Regions from separate parts of the Mus musculus genome. Here region 2 is linked to region 1. Evidence: chromatin loops called from intact Hi-C (ENCODE). Cell type or tissue: gastrocnemius. All regions are shown on one strand. Each heading gives the region's core, and the rest is flanking DNA. Links, peaks and the distances in the headings are about the cores only.

Region 1 (9,664 bases), core at 1,151-9,150:
CCAGAGGTCGTTAAATGCACTATTAACGAGGTATTAATCAACACCCCTCAGGAAAAAAAAAGACACCATTAACCCCACCACCACCACCACCACCACCAGGAAGCATGAAGCTGAGGAGTTGTATCTTTTGTTCTTTTGGGGAAGAGAAATTCAGTCTAGCATGGTCAGAATCTGCAGCCCAGGCTGGCCTGGTGAGGTCCGAGGATGATGGGGTGGGGAGAGGGAAGACTCTTGTGCCCTTTGACCCCGAGTGGCAGAGGCATCTATCCTGGGAGGAAGAAAGTATGTGGAGAATAAAGAGGGTCCAAAAGACAGGAAGATCCCCAGGTGGCCAGAGTCTGTGCTGGGCAAGGCACAGTGGCCCTCCATGGCTGCCCTGTATTCCACTAGGAGAGCCCACAGTGTAACTTCAGGCTACCCAGAGCTGGGTCTCAGGAGCCTGCCATACTTTAGAAAGTCCTCTGGCTCCTCCCTAGGTCAGCAAACAGTCAAACGGTTTTGAACTTTTAAATGATTAGGAGCTATTAAAACAACGTGGTGTCTAGTTCCCGGCACACACCGTTCTAAGGCCTTTTGAGCCTTCTGAGTCTTTTGAAGACCCACGGCAGGCTGTGCTGGCCACAGAGGCAGCCTAACTGAAGAAGTCAGAAGGGACATGGCGTGGTGGTCAGAGAACGAATGAGAGGATCTCATCCCCAAAGCTGTCCCCAAGTCCCCTAGGGACTTCCACTTTCTCTAGGACTCGAAATCCTTCTGTCCTAGGGGTGTTCGCTCCTCAGACTGGAAGTCTCACAAACAATCCTGAGAGATGCCATGCTGGAGAAGGCATGGGCGAGACATGTTCCCTTGTAATGTCTTGTCTTTCTCTGGTGCCCTCATTACTAGGGGTGGGGGGTGGGGGCAACGTTACAGACAAGGACCACTCTGTGGATCTGGTTGTAGGTGTAGTCGGTGGAAATGCATGGTGGAAATGCATGGTGAGGCCATCAAGGGAGGAATCCCTATGGCTAGGAAGGCCCAACTGAATGACAAACCTGTCCTGAGAAATGGCCTTGAACAGTTAACAAACACCAAATGCCCCGCTAAGTCACTTGGTCAAGGCCTCTCCATCCTCCTCAGAATCTGGCTGGCACCTCAGGGTTTCCAGAAAATTCCCAAGAACCCAGAAGAGGGAAAAAAAAAACAACCAAGATCCTCCCAGTTAGAATGGCCACGTAACCAGCCGCTCACTCCCTTAAGCTCCAGTCACAGTGTTAGCCATGCAGCCAGACATAAACACACACAATGGGTGTTTGGGACCAAATGCAGGGCCTGGGACCTTGACAGAACTTGTCACAAGAGTATGGCCAGGACTGGGGGCATTAGTTCTAGGGAGACTTGGAGCCACTAGGAGTACAAGTAGTATTGTGGCCTCTTTATTCTGTGGTCCACAGATCCCTCGAGGCCTGGGGCCCCCTTCTCAGTGCTGAGGGAAGAAAAGATGGACTGCTGTGCCTCTGGCCAGCTCTTTGGGTATAGAAAAGTGACTCTGAGGGTGGGTGGGTGGTATGGACAGCTGGGGGGGGGGTTGCACACACTTATGTTACCCAGCCAAGAGCAGTCAGGGGTCCCCTTTCAGTCACCTCACACATATGCATAGAGAGTAAGTAGTCTTATCCAAGGCAGAGAACTCAGAGAGGGGAAGTGGGTTTATGTTTGGATGGCGGTGGCATTGTGAAGGTCTGTTCTAAATGCAACCTTGGATGGACGAGATGTGGGGGTGCATCCTTCTTGCCTGTGCCCCCAATGAACAAGGACAGAGTTTCTCGCTAGGAAAGTATGCATCTAGCTTTTTGAACCGTCTAGCCTCTTGGCTAAGCACACTTGCAAGAGTGTGGTATTCATACTAGCAGACCTGGAGTCTTCTGGCCTACAATCCTGAGGCTTCCCCTGTGGTTCAGCTGGACCCACTTGAAGTCCCAGGGAAGCCTGTGGTCACTTCTGGGAAAGGCTGTGTATTTTCTGGCCTCTTTTATCCCTTTCAATGGCCTGTGAGCCCAGTGAGAAATGAGGGTCTCCCTGAAGATCAAGTCAGATCCATGGTCTCCTTTTGGGCCCCTCCCATACCCACTGAGGCTTAACATCACCTCCAAAGCCAGACGTGTCGCTGGACTTTGAAAAAAGTATGGTTCAGGCTCTACCAATATGGGGGATCCTATTTCTGCATCTGGGAGCTGACTGAAGCTGGATGTTGGAGTTGGACCTGAGGTCACTATGACTGGAGATAATACTCCACCAGCTTTAGCCAGCAGCAGGGTCCTCTGTGGTCACAACTCCTAATCACTGCCTTATCACCAGCTTGGGACCCTTCTGGTCCTTGCCTCTGTCTTTACGGGATGCGTTTAAGCTGGTACAGGGTTCTACCCAAAGGGTGAGAGACCCCGGCAGGGTGGTGCTGAGTGTGGTTCCCTAATCTGGGTTCTGCACCTAGCTGCAACTGGGCAGTCTTGGACGCCCTGAGACTTATTTACTCCGTAAGACCAAGGAGTCTTTCAGAGTGGCCAGCCAGCCCCCTCATCCCGGAACCCCACTGTCGTACCTGCAGCACGTTGGGGTGCCGCAGCCGCTCCAGCAGCACCATCTCTTTGAGCAGCTTGTGGGCCGCCAGGCGATAGCAGCCCCTTCGCGCCCCGAACTCGCGCACGCAGCTGCCCAGATCGTGGCCGCTGAAGTCCACTGCTTTAAGCGCCACCGCGGCGCCGCCGGGCAGGCGGACCCGGTACACAGCCTTAGTGTAGCCTGAGCCCACGTACTGCGCGCCAGACACGTTGCGGAGCGCGGCGCAGCCTAGGCGCGGGCCCGGGCCGGGGGAGCCCGGGCCGGGAGCAGGGGGCCAGCCCGGAGCGCCGTCGGGCGGGGACCGGACCCGCGGGGGCCGGGGACGCTGCAGGCCCGGCCCGCCCGGAGCCAGGTCCATCAGGCGCCGCCGCTCTGGCCGGCCCGCTCCCGGCCCCGGCCCCCCGCGGGAATAGCGCTGCACCTCCTCGTAGCGCTCCCGGATCTGCCGGGCCAGCTCCCCACGGCCCCCGCGACGGCCCGGGCCCGGGGCTGCCGAGGACCCCGGGGACTGGCCTGGCCGCGGAGGCTCCGAGCCCGGTGCGAAGAGCACGTTGAGGACGGAGCCCAGCAGGAAGGAGGCGCAGAAACCAGCGGCCACGGCCGCCCGCCGGCGCCGCATCGCTCCCCTCCCCCCGGCCGGCCGCGCGCCGCTCCCCGGCCCCGGCCCCGGCCCCGGCCCCGGGCGGCTCAGGCTCCGAGGCGACTCGGCTTCGCGCCGCGCCGGCCCCCTGCCCAGCCCGCGCGCATGGCCCGGGCAGCCCCGACCCCGGCCCCCGGCGGGCGGCACATCGGCCTGACACTTGCCTCCCTCCCGCCCTGCCCCCGCCGCTTATAAGGCCCGGAGCCACCCCCGCGCCCGCCCCTCCGCCAGCGCCTCCCCGCGCCCGGCCGAGCCAGTCCTCGGCGCCGCCCCCTCTGGCCGCCCGGGCCGGCCTTCCCCGCTGACTGACAGCGGGACCTCCTCCCGCGGCCAGCCGGGCCTGGGAAGCGGCGCGGAGGCGGCTCCGGCCCTGCCCGGCGCGCGGCCCCCCGAGCTCGGGTTGGGGAGCGGGGGAGGGGGAGGGGGCGGCCGCGCGCAGGGCTTCCAAGCCCGAGGCCAGGCTGGATAACGGGACCCGGAGGCCGAAAGCGGAGCTGGCCGACCTGGTGCGGGGAGTTGGAGGGGCGAGGCCGGCGGGTAACGGGCTCCAAGGGGCAAGCCGCCAAGGCCCGGGTGCGGGGATCTCAGGGGTACACGCTGCCTCCTGGGGGAGGTGGGGAGTCGGGGCTGCAGTGCAGTGCGCAGGGGTTCCTCCTTCTGCGGGTGAGGCTGCTCTGGGACAGCCCGGGTTCAGGGTGTGATGAAGGGCGGCGCACTGGGGAGGCTGCCCCGCACCTGCGAGAGCGCGAGGGGTGGGGACTGTGGTCTCAGAGTTAATCAGGAGGTTTCGGAAGAATTCTTTTTTTTTTTCAACTGTCTTCTACCAGGACTTTCTGATTTTCCTGGTTCCCGAATCCCCACATCTCGACAACACAGCTCCATCCCCATCCCCGAGAACCTCGATCTTTGACCCGCCAGTAGGGGGTCGGAACCGTATACAGCGAGTGCATTAGTGTCCACGCACATCTGTCTGTGGAATGTGTGCATCCGCATGTCCCGAGGGGCTACTGTGTCTCTAGGATGGGAGTGAGTGTGTGCCCTGTGTGTTAGTGCTGACTCCATCAGAACTTCTGGTCCCTCCTCCTCCCTCCCTGATTGCATCATTAGTGCTAATTGAGGGGCTTTCACACGCCAGTGCATTAGCTGTTTGGAGTGAGCTCCCCCCTCCTGCGAGATAAGCTGCCGCCCCTCCCCCTCGTGGCTCTCCACTTCCCTAGGGCACTGAAACTGTCCACCGAGGTCGTCTCACTTCCTCAGGCTCCCTCCTGCTTTGCTCTGGGCAGGAAAAAGTTATCTCTCTTCCTGCAGTGCCGTGGATTCGGCTGGAGCGACGGCATATGGGGTAAAATTTAGGGGCTGGAGAAAGAATCCAGAGCCGCCTTTCTGAGGGGCTTTCTAGGAAGGAGGGGTTTTCCCTCAAGAGGTCTCCTGTTCCTATCCAACGCAGGGAGGAACTCTGTGACAGGGAATAAAACTTGCGGCTAGCTCTTTTGGAAGTTCAGCCTGTGATCGCACTGAGGTAGGCCTTCTGGCTCTGACTGACTTCTTGGTCCCCTAAAACTCAGAAAGTGGGGACCATGCTGAGTTATTCGTCATGGGAAAGGCAGGTTGAAGGAGGCCATGATTCCCCCTGAGAGATTTGGGTGGGTTTGATGGAGTGTGCGCTATAGGTCTGTTCCTGTTTAAGCTGCCCCGCCCAGCTCTGGCCCATAGCTGCTGGGAGGTTGGGGAGGGGGCTGTCTGAGCAGATGCCCTCCCCAGCCCTCACACCAGATGTCTTTGGTCTAATTAACTGTGCTGGGAAAACCAACCTGGGTTTGTAAACATAGCTACTGGCTAAAGTCAACAGGGAACAGGAGCAAACAGTCCCCTTCACTGAGCCTCATCTAGACCCAGCACCCCAGGGAAGGGAGCTGGGGGGGGGGATCAGAAATGCCCTGGCCCACAGATGAGTCAAAGAAAGACTGTCTGCCTGGGTGACCCCAACGTGACTACTATTCCCTTGCTAGTTCTACAGTGTCTACTCAAGAAGTGTGAGGACCAGCTAGCTACCATGCCCAGGAGAGGTTTGACTTCTGGCGGTTTCACCTCTGATGGCTGCACAACCAAACACTGTGTATGTGTGTGGCATATTTCTTGAAAAGCTTTCTTCAGATCCTCTGCATGTTCATGTCTCGGAGAAGCGTCCGTGGGGAAGGATTTGGCATCGTGAGTGTACAGCTCAGAGTTGGTGAATAGAATGTGAACATTGTTAACTTCATTACACATCATGTAGGTATTATAATAACATGTTCTGAAATTAGATAATTATTCCTGTGATATCTCTGCCAAGCTTTGGTGTTTCTGTTATGGTTTGAAAGTTCAGTGCACAACAGGGCCAGAGAAATAGGCACCAGTGTTCGCCTGGTGCCTACCCAGAACCCCGAAAGCAGGGTCCTCATGTAGAGAAACAGCGACCCTTCAGTTGTATTGACTCACATTTACTGTTTCCCTCAGCCCCCAGGGAGACACATAGACATCAAGACATGCATGCTCAGCCACAGAAATAGGATTTTTGCTCCTAAAAGGAAGAGATCAAAGCTTTGAACCAATTAGAGTTTCTGAATTGACAGACTTTAACCAATTTTTGATTGTTTGCCTGTCTGTGTGTGTGTGTGTGTGTGTGTGTGTGTGTGTGTGTGCCACCCAGGAAGAGGAGTTGTTTCAAAGAATTGGAAAACAGAAACACTATGCAATCCTGCTGTTTCCTCATTTTTATTTGCCCAGCCACTCAAAAACAGGCTAGGCAGGGCCCATATCACAGCCTGGGCCTCACAGGCCTGTGTCCAGCTCAGGGCCCACACCACAGCCTGGGCCTCAAAGGCCTGTGTCCGGCTCAGGGCCCACACCACAGCCTGGGCCTCACAGGCCTGTGTCCAGCTCAGGGCCCACACCATAGCCTGGGCCTCACGGGTCAGTGTCCAGCTCAGCCCTGGTTCTGTTTTCTCAACAGCTTTCAGACAGCAGCATCTTCTTGATCCCACTCTTTACCAGACTCCTCACCACACACAAGAGCCTTCAGACCAGCATTAGCTCAACAAGGCTTCATGCTTTAGACTTGCTATGTTTTCTTTCTTTCCTCCTTTTCCCCCAATTCCACACACTAGTCAGACACCAGTGCTTGGGAAGGAAGCAGCTGGCCTAGACTCTAAAAGGTCACCTTTTCTGGGAAATAGTTCATCGGTAATTTCTTTCTTCAGGACATCACATCCTCCCAGCTTGCCCGTGTTGAAGAACTCCGTTTCTTTCAACCCAGGTCGCTAATGCCTCTGTTGGAGAATTGTTTTCCTCTCAAAACAACCAGGGGATGAGCTGAACTGGTAACTCAGGCTTCCATGGGCTTCCGGTAGCCCTCTATGCAGCCTGGCACCCCAACTTTCCACCAGCCGGAAGAAAGCTACACTCCTCAGCCTGAGGCAGGTGCTTTCTTCCAGGCCATCTTCTACCTTCCTGAAGTGCCTTCTCCTGGTCCTTTGGTCCCTTCCTTTGTCTCAGCTGCATGTGCAAGATTTTATAGAAAGTAAAGACAATCCTTCCATTACCAGGGTATGCAGGGCCCTGGAGGATGTATTGTTGGAATTCTGTGGCTTTCTTTCCTTTAAGAATGTACAGAATCCCTTGCTCAGGTCTAGGAAAGGCTGCGTAAAGAACTCTGGATTTGGAGTAATGTCCCAGTTGACATTCCGTAGACAAGGTAGTCAACCCTTCTCTGTATTATGGTAAGTCCTCAGTATGTGTAATTATATAATTAATTATAGCAAACAGACATGTTTGCTGTGCTAGACAATGTGCTTGTCTGCGATTCTTCTTCAAGGCCGAAGCAACTTTGGCTCCGTTACCCCTGGTTTTCCACGGGAGAAATCCCTCGGCCTTCCAGGCTCCCTTTGAGTTGGAGTATTGTCTTTCCCCGGAATCAGCAGAGCGGCAAGCAGTTCATCAGACTGACTCTCCTGTACACTGCAATGGTTGCCAGAAGGCCTGGACCCAGCCTTCTGATACCACAGTAACCAAGAGTCCCAGCCTCAGCTATGTCCTTCTTGGAGCCAGGTCCTCAGGGAGCGGGACTGATTTCGAAAGGATGGAGGGTGAGGTGGCCACAGCCTGCTTCCTTCACCCGGTGTCCACCTCCCTGAGTGAAGAAGTGAAGCTCACCTTTCCAAGCTACAGAAACAAAACGAAATAGCAACAAAAACAAAAACAGACAATGACAGGTTTCTTACACACAGGACATAGAGGAGCCCCACATCAGAGTCCCCAAGGTTATGGGAGATGGGGATGGGGAAATGAGAAAGCCTGAATAGAGATGATTAAGGGGCAGAAACATGGACAGCTAAAGGCCTGGAATCTCAAGAGAGGTAGTCAGACAAAGATGGAGAAAGCTGTGCTCAGGGGACCCCAGCTTTCTGGACACAGCTTTGCTTCCTTGAGTGGGACTCTGCCTGGAAACTCGAGCCCCTCAGCTCCTTAACTATGTCAGGAAACAAGTCTCCCTCTCAAACCAGGAACCAGAATGTTCTGAGGGCTCCTGGTGCTCCCACAGCTTGGCCTGTTTATGCTGTTTCCCCAGCAGGCACCAGACCCTGTGATGGAGTAGCTCCCCACGCCAGCTCTTGCCAAGGCCTGCTCTAGCCAGCTGCTCCTTCCAGCTCAGCTGCAGCCACAGCTCAGGACGCCTGGTCATTGCTGAGGTGATCTCATCTTCCCTCCAGTTTTGGCTTTCTAAGATTGTGCCTGCTGTGTCACCCGGGAGAGGGTGTGAGAGGTTTACTTTGGGGCTGGGACCCTGAACTGAACGGAGAAGCAGGGAGCTGGGGAGGGAAAGCAGTACGGACCAAGCTCCAGGGCTTTTGCCTATGCTGGGTAGATGGAGTGGCAAGCGGAGAGCAAGAGTTGGCCATCCACAAGTGGTGATGGACTGAGCCAGCAGAGGCTGGTGGAATAGAGCCTGACACTTAGCATGTAAGAGCTAGGGCTGGAGGCATGTGTGCAGGTAATGGCTGGGAGATAACATATCATAGCTTCTATGACCAATCCTTGCTCTTTCCCTCTTCCTTCTTCTCTCTCTCCCTCTCTCCCTCCCCTCCCTCTCTCTTCCTCTCCCTCCCTCTCTCTGTTTTTTTCAAGGCAAGGTTTCTTCCTGTAGCCTTGGCTGTCCTACAGCTAGCTCTGTAGACCAGTCTGGCCTTGAACTCACAGAGCTCTACCTGCCTCTGCCTCTGCCTCTGCCTCCTGAGTGCTAGAATTAAAGGCATATGCCACCACTGCCCTGCTCCATGAATCCATTCTTTTCACTGCAGCTTGGGAAATGGAGTGGGGGATCAAGAGGGGATCACTGAGTGTGTCACGTGGCTCTAAACTCACAGAGGGTGGGCAATTATCTCTCATCTGCCATCCTCTTTATCCTGGGGTCACATAGGAAGAAGGCACTACTCCTCATCAAGAGAGTCTTGGCTCTATGACTCCTCTTAGGAGTTTACAGTATAATTGAGAAGATTCATCCCAAACTATTAGGCCCTCAGTAAAGAAGAATGTGGGGACTAGGGCAAAGGACAGAGGTCCAAAGAGCTAGGCTGACTGAGAATCTGGCATGCTGGGAGAGCATGCTCAGGACCAGGGAAGGCTCCATCTCCTTTGAGGTAGACATTTTGCAGACAAAGACACTGAAGCTTGTGGGGATCTGTTGAGTGGTCTGGCCTTTGTAAGCAGCTGTGTAGACTACCATGAAACACAGGGACTCTGGTCCCGATCCTGGGTCTTTCCTCAGCTTTTCATTAGTTTTTTTTTTGGGGTGGGGGTGGGGGGAAATTCAGTCAAAGAGACTGGCAGGGACGAAGGCACCAATGGAAGCCAAGACAGAAGAAGTTCATTAAAGTCACTTTTGCCTCCAGGTAACAAGGCTTGGTCATAAAGATTTATTATTTTATTGTTCTTATTAATACTAATGATAGAGCACACTTATTAAATACTTTCCATTATCATATAATCTACTTAACAACTGTAGGAGATAAATGCTATCATTACCTCCAATTTTCATGATGAGAAAATTGACATAAGAGAGAGCTGAGGTAAGGAGCCCCGAAGAGAGCTGTCAGGAGGCAGAGTGAGCACAGCCTGGGTGCCCAGGCCTCTCGCTGCAGAGGGTCTGCACGACTTTCCTCTTTTGGCCTGTGTTTTAGCTCACCGTCTGGCTGGGTTGATTTGATTTGATTGTCTTTCCCAGTCTAGCGCTGCCATCTTGGTTAAAAGACAAGTGTGTGGTGCTGTTAAAACCTTTGACGGTGAGTCCTTCTGCTGTGAGTAGCTATGGGGATGAAATGAAGGAGACAAAGGCATGTTGAAGAGGTAGAAGAGCAAGCTCCCTCAACTTCTACGCAGAGTACTTCAGAA
Region 2 (9,664 bases), core at 1,183-9,182, 57 kb after region 1:
TCTGGCTAGCCCCGTGTAGATCTCAGGAAGGGCAAGTGGAGACTGACCCACTGACAAATTCCATACAGTCCAAGAGCTTAAGCTCAGAGCCCTTGCGTTTGCACCTCCTTCCAAGGACTTGAGTTAGAAACTCTAGTTGCACACCCTGGAGTGATGTTTGATAAAACTGAAAACAGATCTTTTGAGACTTGTTCTTTTACCACTCTGATTTTGTCTTGACAAGCCATTCTGAGTGCCCTTGGTATGTGTGTGAGTGTGTGTGTGTGTGTGTGTGTGTGTGTGTGTGTGTCTGTGTATGAACACGAGTGCACACACACACACACACACACACAAGCGTGGGGAGCAGAGGCTGGCTTTGGGATTTTTCTTCATTACTTTCCATCTAAATCACTGAGGCAAGGTCTTGCAGACACAAACTAGTGTAGCTAGTTATCTTGCTCTCAGATCCTCTGTGCCTTTTAAGTATTGGACTTGCAGGTGTGCCAGCATACCCACTCAGCATTTACATGGGCAGTGGTTCTCAACCCTCCTACAACCCATTGATACAGTTCCTCATGTTGAAGTGACTCCAACCGTAATATTAAGTTATTAAATTATTTCATAACTAATTTTGCTGCGATTATGAATTATAATGTAAATATCTATGTTTTTGATGGTTTTAGGCTGCCCCCGTGAAAGGGTTAGTCAACCTTCCAAGGGGTTGTGACCCACAGGTTGAGAACCACTGATCCCAGGGATAGGACTCTATCCCTTACTCTTTCAGAACAAGTGCTTTAACCCCAGAGCCACATCTCTAGCCCCCAGTAAGACATTTCATTCTTATGTAGCTTTCAGGCCCTTTGTGTGTAGTTTGTTGCTGGCCATCTGTGCCGGGAACAGCTTCCAGAGACTTCTGTACACTCTGTGGCAAGATGAGATGCATGGCCAGAGGGCATTTCAAATTGTGTCTATTATTTATTCAGAATTTGGGTAGTGGAGGAGAAACTAAGTTTGTGGTACATAGTGTTAGCTTCTTCCCTACAGCTACTGCAACAGATGGCCAGAAGCTGTGTGGTTAAAAATAACTTAAAGTTCTGGAGTCCACAAGTCTGAAACCAAGGTGTTGAGAGGACTCTTCACAAAACTCTAAAGGAAAATCCTCCTGATCTCTTGTCTCTAGTGGCGCTGGCTATTCCTTGGCCTGGGCCTTGTAACTCTAGACTTAACTCTGTCTTTATGCCGGGCTGTGTTCTGCTTGCTTCGAGAACACTTATCACTGGGCTTTGGGCTTATCTGGATAATCCAGATAATCCTTTTGTTTTTGTTCTTTAAGACAGGGTCTCATTTTGCAGCTCTGGCTGGCATGAGTTGCATCATGCAAACCAGGCTGGCTTCAAACTCACAAAGGTCAGCCTGTCTTTGCCTCCTGAGAGCTGAGATTAAAGGTCCGAGTCACCATGCCCAGGGATAAAAAATGGCATTAAAATCATTAATTTGGCTCTATCAGCAAAGATTCTATTTCCAAATCCGGCCAGCTTGACGGGTTTGGGATTTGTAACTCCACATGTTGGCTCATCCTTACAGTGGTAGGCTAATGTAGGAATCATTGCTGTTATCAATACACTATAAGTAAGAATTTGATTCTCATCAATACTATATCAAAACAGAGAGGTATGTGCAATTATAAACACACCACTCATTTCTCCGTTTTTGAGTGAAATAAGTTTTAGTCTGAATTCCTCCAGTTATATGGCATGAGTTGGCAGTAACCCTACACACATAAAATACTTGTCTGTGAATGCATATGTTTATGATTGTCAACTTATCATCAAGATGTAAGGAGAACATGGTCCTAGCTCTTTGGACACAAAATATTGACACCCGTGACATGCTTCAAAGCTCATAAGCCATGACAACAACAATAGATTGCTTAATGGATATCATCAACTCCAAGATGGTTTTAAGATGAGTCACCGTGCTAACAAACCTCCCCAAAGAGGCTTTTCCAAGAAAGGGCCTGGATGGGGGCTTCACCAAGACATTCTCAGCATTTATGTGTAATGATGAAGCTGGAAGGAAATTCTCTGGGGGGCTGGCAAGCTGGCTCGGCTGCTGAAGGTGCTTCCTGCCATGCCTGATGACCGGAGCTGGGATCCCAAGACCTATGAGGTAGAAGGAGAGAACCGACTCTTATCAGTTGTCCTCTGACTTCCACCTCTGCGGTATGGAATACGTGATCCTACTCGCATGCACGTATGCACAAATAGCCAATAAAATTTAAAAAGAAACATAATCAATATTAAAAAAATAACTTTTTTGATTCAGACTTGCTATATACCTCTGGCTGGCCTGGAACTCACAGAGATCCACCTGTTTCTGCCTCCCAGGTGCTGAGATTAAAGCTGTGCCCATCATAAAAAACAATTTTTAACCAGCCACACTAGAAGTATGCTTAGCCATTTCTTTTTCTTTTCTTCTCTTTTTTCCTTCCTTCCTTCCTTCCTTCCTTCCTTCCTTCCTTCCTTCCTTCCTTCCTTCCTTCCCTCCCTCCCTCCCTCCCTCCCTCCCTCCCTCCCTTCCTTCACTTTATGTATATGAATACACTGTAACTATCTTCAAACACACCAGAAGAGGACATCAGATCCCATTACAGATGGTTGTGAGTCACCATGTAGTTGCTGGGGATTGAACTCAGGACCTCTGGAAGAAAAGTCAGTGCTCTTAACCACTGAGACATCCCTCCAGCCCAGCCATTTCTTTTGTAGCATCATAGAAAATGGTCCCATTAACCTTTGATGTAGAAGAAGCCAAGGGGCTCAGGAAAACCCTGCCAAGATGTGGCAGGCAGTTGACTCATTACGTATCTTTTGAAGCTTCTCACATTGATTAGAGTTAGATCTTAGATGCGCTTGTTTCCTCAGGGTAGCCAGCACCATGAGAACGGGTGTGTTCAGAGTACAGCTTTCGCCATCGCTACCAAACTGCACCCCAGGCAGCCGGTTGCCTCCCTGCCAGCGCTTGCATGGTTGGCCTTTCATTTTAGCCTTCGTGGGTGTGTGGCGGTTTCTAGGACACGCTGGAACCAGACTGGGTGTCTCCTGAGTGTTCACTCTTGTACATTTATCCCCAAATTCTGCATTGAGTGGTGTCACATTGGTGTCGGGAGATATTGCCATGAGTAAGTACCACAAATTAGGGCTTTAAAAAACATTTTTTTTTCCTGTGTACAGTCAGTTGTTAAACATTTACCAGTGTACTGTACTGCTGATTCTCTCTCTCTCTCCCTTACTTTTCTTTCTTTCTTTCTTTTTTAATTATTGTGGTTTTAATTTGCATTTTACTGAAAAGTTGTGAAATACACATCTTTTCATATGGGTACCAGCTATTCATCTACCTTTGTCTGCAAACATCTCTTTATATTTTGGTTCTGTCTAAAAAAAAACAATTAGGCTGTTAATGCCTCTTGTTGATGGGTAGGCACTCGCATGTGGTTGTACGTTCTTTGTACTTATAACCAAATACATGTCTCCTGCTAGGTCATTGCTTGTTTTCACACTCTCGAAATGAGTCAGCACGGAACTTTTTAGTCAAAATACATCTTACCAGTCGCTGCCTTTCCAGATTACATACTTCATGTTTGACTTTTGAAATATTTATCTACCCCCAGTGATTATATTTTTTAAATCACTAACTCAGGTGGGGTCGCTGAATCTTATTTTAAAGTTTAGGGCCCAGAGATGTGTGTATTTTCAAAGCCTCCTTAAGTATAAATGACCTTTAACTACCCAAGAAGTTCTCAATCTTATTTGTGATGCATGAAATGTAACATCTAACTACAGGGAGGCGCTGCTATTCTCATCTCAGTGTGGATTGAAATGTTATCTAGCACACCGTGTTAGCCAAGATGCAGGGGAGCCAGTCCTTTAATGCTTTAGAGTCTGTGTAACTACATGCAGCCTTTCCTATGGAGAATATTTTAACAATATTTGTCAGAGAAACTGTCCATGTACCTCTCAAACTGCCTGGAGGTCCTTAGAGGAATGACTCTACTGACAGTCACAAATAGTCACGGAAGAGTAAGTTATGTGATTATGTGCTGTCCCTCTCAAACCAAGATGGACTTTTATTCCTATTACCGCCAATAGCCATCTAATGGAACAGTCAGTAGCGAGGTGACAAATGTGGGATGATATATACATTCTCGGCTAAGTTTAAGTAGATTGACGGGTTTAACTTCTTGCCCAAATGTGTAAAAGTAAAGATAGTTTATATGTTTGCATCTTTAGATATATAATTGTACATGTTCCTATATGTGCAGCTATAAGTGTATAAACATGTGCGTGGAAACACGCATGTACCATGGCACGCACACGCAAATGGTTTACTGAAGTACCCACCAGTGGTAAGATTGAGAAGCCCCGTGTACAGAGTGGAAGAGGAACCCAGATCCCAGCTTATACAGGATTCATACCAAGGTTTAACAAGTTAAACCTTTCACAGCAAATCCAGCTACAGAGCTTGTGCCTGTCCAGCGTTTAGGATCTGTCTTTCCTTTACTGGTGACTTTTCTTTGAGAGCTTTCTTGGAAGCTCTGGGTGATTCAGGTGGCCATCGTGTATCTCCTGGGAGGAAACTGCATCCAAGAGTCTGGGCCCACGAAAGGGATTGCTCAGGGCTCCTAATTTGTCCTTGATGGTTCCCGCTCTCTGGGACTTAGCCATGCCTCATCCCTTGTTCCATCTTGGTGGCCAGCTTTTAGGACCAGTGTGTTTCTGCCTTCTGTCTAGGATCCCCTCACAAGTCGCAAGCCAGACACAGCCTCTGAGGGTCTGGGTGGGAAGAAGAAACAGGCCGCAGGCCCACGTGCCGAACCAGCTCCTCCTGCCCTCCCTGAGGGTGATCTATGGCTTGTCAGAGGTGTGGGTTCCTGCCACTTGCTGAATAGAAAGCGTCTTTGTTCTCAGGAGTGAAAATAACCCAAAGATAAATGTTGGGGCTGGGAGAGCAGAGGCGGTGTTTGACTCCGGCTGCTCAGAGGCCCCTCTCTGGAGCAGGTCTGAAGTTGGGGAAGACAGGAATGGGTCTCCCAAAAGAAGAACCCGACTGTGACTTTTCTGGGAATTGTGAGCTGGGTCTCCTGGAAGGTGGCTGTCGTTCCTTTTCAAGCGAAACCCAGCTCTTCTAACACCTCTCTGAACCCTAGTTCTGTAGTCAGTAAACTTTGTCAACCCATGGACACTTCCTCCCTTCTCCCTACCCCCACCCCCCACCCCGGCACTGACTGGTTATGACATGATCACACTGTATCTAACATCCTTTCTCATCTGGACCCGCTCCCGCTACAGTGACTCCCCCCTTCTCTTCTTTTATCTTTTAACAAGATGTTGAGAAAGGATGGGACCCGGCTCTGCACCTGGCCTTCCAAACCCCCATAAAGCTCAGGGTTATGACTTCCATGGACCCCAACCTCCCTCTTCCCCAATCCGGTCTAGGCAGGACTTAAGTGGGGGATGTTACTGCTGCCAGGAGAGGAGGGGATAAAGAAACCACGCTGCCAGGCTAGTCCAGGTCTCAAAGGGAAGCCACAGAAATTTGAGGCTGGCTGCTTTCACCCTCCTAACAGCTACAGGGGAAGTACTTTTGGCTTGGGGATATTGGGAGGTAGTGGGAGACTTCCAGAGACCCCAGAAAAGTAGTGTGAGAATAAAAAGTCCTACAAGAAAATAAGCCTGAGATATAGTCTCTTCCACTCAAATACCAGCCCTGGTTTAGAGACAAGAAACTGAGAGGCCTCAGAAGTCAGGGATGCAGTGGTGGGTGGACTTTAGACAAACCTTATTGGCTCTGGTCAGGGTTTCCCTGTGCCAAGTATGGCTTCTCTGTGACACTTGGGAGAAGGAACAAGGACAAAAGAGAAAGAACTGATAGGACCCCAGAGTTTGGGAGGCCCCTGTACACTATCTGTCCAAGTCTCATCTACGTTGGGTAACAAAAGGTAAGTGTGTCTGTCTCCAGCTCCTCCACAACATTCTGTCACTGGTCTGGGTTGGGCCAAAGAGATGTTAAAGAGGTGGAAGGTTGAATTGTGCTTCAGTGTTTATACAAAGGAAGGGGGAGGGGGAAAGGGGAGGGGAAGGAGGGAAAGGAGGAGGAAGAAGAAGAAGAAGAAAGAGGAGGAAGAGGGGAGGGAGAAACTAGGGGAGGGAGAGGGAGGAAGAATGACCATTTCTTGGTGCCAGGCCCTATAGTAGTCACTGAACATAAACAATCTTATGTAAGGCCCATAGAGCCTCTGTGCCCTCAATATAGACGAGGAAACAAGTCTTTGCGAAACTCAGTGGCTTTCCAAAGTTGTACAGCTGTGGGTGGTGGAGCAGAGAGGTGACTGTGCCCACATGGGTTGAGACCCAGTGCCATCATAACTGCCTTACTCTGGTGCTGCTGGCTGCCTTGGTGTGGCAAGACTGAGCTGTGACTTGAATGGAGCCCAGCAGATCAGTCACCAACACCCGTGACTATCACATATCAACCCATACCCACAAATAGACTCTTGAAGGTCGCATGTCACATGGCCTGAAGTCCCACCTCTATCTCATCTTCCTTCTTGCTCTTGGACTGTGTAGGGATCTCTCAGGGCCCTTTGCTCTGGCCCTAGCCTGGTGAAAGAGGGCTGTGCTCTTGGCTGCTCAATAGTCTATGCGGAAATTAGGGTCTTTCTATCTCCTATGACTGATTTAGGGCTCAGGAGTGATGGTTTGAATCACATCGGTGTGATTTATCTGCATCTTCTACAGGGCTTGACAGACTTCAAAGTTCAGGTATAAGTTCTCTAGAAGGAGCTCTTCCATCCCAACTGGACACCCCTCACTTTCTCCCGTCTTGACTTGTCCCTAGGTGTATTGGCTAGTTTTGTGTCAACTTGACACAGCTGGAGTTATCACAGAGAAAGGAGCTTCAGTTGAGGAAATGCCTCCATGAGATCCAACTGTAAGGCATTTTCTCAATTAGTGATCAAGGGGGCAAGGCCCCTTGTGGGTGGGACCATCTCTGGGCTGGTTGTCTTGGGTTCTATAAGAGAGCAGGCTGAGCAAGCCAGTAAAGAACATCCCTCCATGGCCTCTGCATCAGCTCCTGCTTTCTGACCTGCTTGAGTTCCAGTCCTGCATCCTTTGGTGATCAACAGCTTCTTGGTCATGATGTTTGTGCAGGAATAGAAACCCTGACTAAGACAAATTGGTACCAGCAGAGTGGGGTATTCCTGTGACAACCTGACCATGTTCTGGGGAGGACTGTGGAAGGACTTTGGAACTTTGGGCTTGAAGATCCATCCATTGTTAAGAGCTCTGTCAGATGTTGTGTAGGAGCTTGGAAGATAATGTTGAGAACACTGCAGAAGATGGAGGTCTGGTTTGTGAAATTTCAGAGGGAAAATTAAAGACTCTTTTCAGGGCCATTGCTGTTTTGATTGTGAAGATTCTGTAGTTCTGGTTAGCTGGGGCTGAAGAATCAGCTGTGATTAACAAGATACCAGAACTACTAAAGCAAAAACTTTGCATTACTGGGACTTTTGATGCTGGTTAGCTGGAGCTAAGAAATTAGCGGTGATTAAGAAGAGACCAGCATCATTGAGGTGACATCTTCTGGGAAGTGTTTTCTGAGAGCACAGTGGCTGCGTTCCAGATATAGCCAAAGTTGTACCTTGTGCTCTGGCTGGACTTGGTAACGTGTAAGGGTCACCCAGGTGGTACTGGTTTTGAAGGCATGAAGGAGTTGAGCAGAGCAGCTGAGGCTTGGCACTGTGAGAGGCCATGGAAGGCCATTGGTGAAAGTGCAGCCTCAGTTGCAATTGATGGCCCAGGACTGAAGGGGTCATGCAGTGTTTTGGAGATGCCAGTACCATGAGATGACCACCAAGAGCAGCAGCAGCAGTGGAGTAGAGGCATCTGGAGCCTAGAGGATGACGCGTGTGCTACAAAGGGCATGGCTGGAGAAGTGACCCAAGCCCTTGGAGGAGCCCAGAAGATCGTGAGTTGGATCCCAGACATTGGACGGTTGGAGATTGATTTTTGCTTTTGATTGTGACTGTGCCCTGATATTTTCCCTCTTGAAGGAAGAAACTGTTTTAGTGATGCCCACAGTTAAGAGACTTTTAATTTAAAAAGACTTTGGATTTTTAAAAGAGATGGATATTTTAAAGAGATTGAAATTTTAAGAATATGTAAAGACTGTGGGACATTTAAAGTTATTTAGACCTTGGGGATGAATAAGAATGTAAGGGTTGAGGCTTACTAGTGATGTGTTTGTGTGTCAAGTTGACAAGGGGTCAGCTGTATTGGCTAGTTTTGTGTCAACTTGACACAGCTGGAGTTATCACAGAGAAAGGAGCTTCAGTTGAGGAAATGCCTCCATGAGATCCAACTGTAAGGCATTTTCTCAATTAGTGATCAAGGGGGCAAGGCCCCTTGTGGGTGGGACCATCTCTGGGCTGGTTGTCTTGGGTTCTATAAGAGAGCAGGCTGAGCAAGCCAGTAAAGAACATCCCTCCATGGCCTCTGCATCAGCTCCTGCTTTCTGACCTGCTTGAGTTCCAGTCCTGCATCCTTTGGTGATCAACAGCTTCTTGGTCATGATGTTTGTGCAGGAATAGAAACCCTGACTAAGACACTAGGATTACCCTCTTTCGTTCCCACAAGTGTTCTGCCTTCTTTCCTGGAGGCTGCTATCCTGCTGACATTTTCTCCCCCAACCCTCCACCATCTCCTTACATCTGTAATTCCACATCCCAAGAGTGCCTGTTGTATTCATTTCCTTTCATCTCCTTCGGGCATATTAGGGCCTCCCAGCATCTGGCAGCCCTAGCTCAGTTTGGCATGAGTTGTAGACAATCTTAGAACTTGACTCTTCTGCTGGGGAGAGGCTGGGCCCTTCTGAAGCACCCACCAATCGGTAAGATTTGGAAGCACCGTGAACAAAGAGGAATGAAGAACCTGGGTTTGAGTCTGAGTCTAGTCGCTCAGGCGAGCCCTTCTTATGCTTCCGGTGCAGGGCCTCCCCCTAGCCTCAGCACTGTTCTGGGTGTATTTTCCAAAACAGACCATAGCAGTATACTTGGTGCAATGTCTTCTTCCAGAGCCTAGCCATCATCCCTGAGAAATCCAAGATCCCCTTGAATCTAGGTAGGTCTTTGTAAATTGCATCAACACACAGAATGTGCTAGAAATGGTATTGAGGGACTTCATAGACTAGGCCACAGCAGCTTCTCCTGGTCCACTCTTTTTCTCTCTATCACCTAGTTAGAACTTGGCCACCTGGGCTGAGAAAGCCCAGCCCATGCAGGAGGGGCTGTGTAAGGTCTGTCCTGGAATCTGAATGGGACCTCAGCTGACAGTCCTAGTGAGCAGACAGGTGAATGCCTTGTGAGGAGTGTGTAGTCAGTCTTCCACAGTGGCTCAGCCATTGCTGAAAGAACAGAAGCGAGCAGGGAGGAGGGTCTATCCAACTCCAGTCAGGACTTTATGAAAAAAAAATGAACGCTATTTTGTGATCGTCCTAAGTCATTAGGTTTTTGCAGCGTTCTACTGTATAACTCTAGATATAACAAACAGGGTCATGACAGTGACACTTGGCTTATGACAGCTCTGAGGGATGCCTGGGAGTCCCACAAGGCTCTCCACATGTCACCAAC

Evidence for each region. Peaks named below come from ENCODE experiments on the same cell type or tissue, not always from the same donor. Only the 100,000 strongest peaks of a DNase experiment are listed, where the experiment ranks them.
Region 2: a loop joins it to region 1, with 2.3 times the contacts of the local background. A loop is called at or near these places in 3 of 42 quality-filtered maps.

What each region holds. Positions count from the first base shown.
Region 1 is chr17:83,209,019-83,218,682 of GRCm38, reverse strand. It overlaps Pkdcc (protein kinase domain containing, cytoplasmic), which reads right to left and starts at 3,400. Exons shown (of 7, transcript NM_134117.2): 1 at 2,579-3,400. The coding sequence starts at 3,217. Gm34686 (a long non-coding RNA gene) reads left to right here and starts at 3,549. Exons shown (of 3, transcript XR_001782234.2): 1 at 3,549-7,965. In gastrocnemius, for the core only: CTCF peaks have their summits at 4,151 and 8,034; DNase peaks (open chromatin) are centred at 3,514, 4,319, 7,253, 7,907 and 2 more places; H3K4me3 peaks cover 4,208 bases; H3K27ac peaks cover 7,093 bases.
Region 2 is chr17:83,152,115-83,161,778 of GRCm38, reverse strand. No RefSeq gene overlaps it. Among named protein-coding and RNA genes, the nearest start is that of Gm41631, 29 kb to the right of the region's middle. In gastrocnemius, for the core only: no CTCF peak of the experiment used is centred there; no DNase peak of the experiment used is centred there; H3K27ac peaks cover 4,210 bases.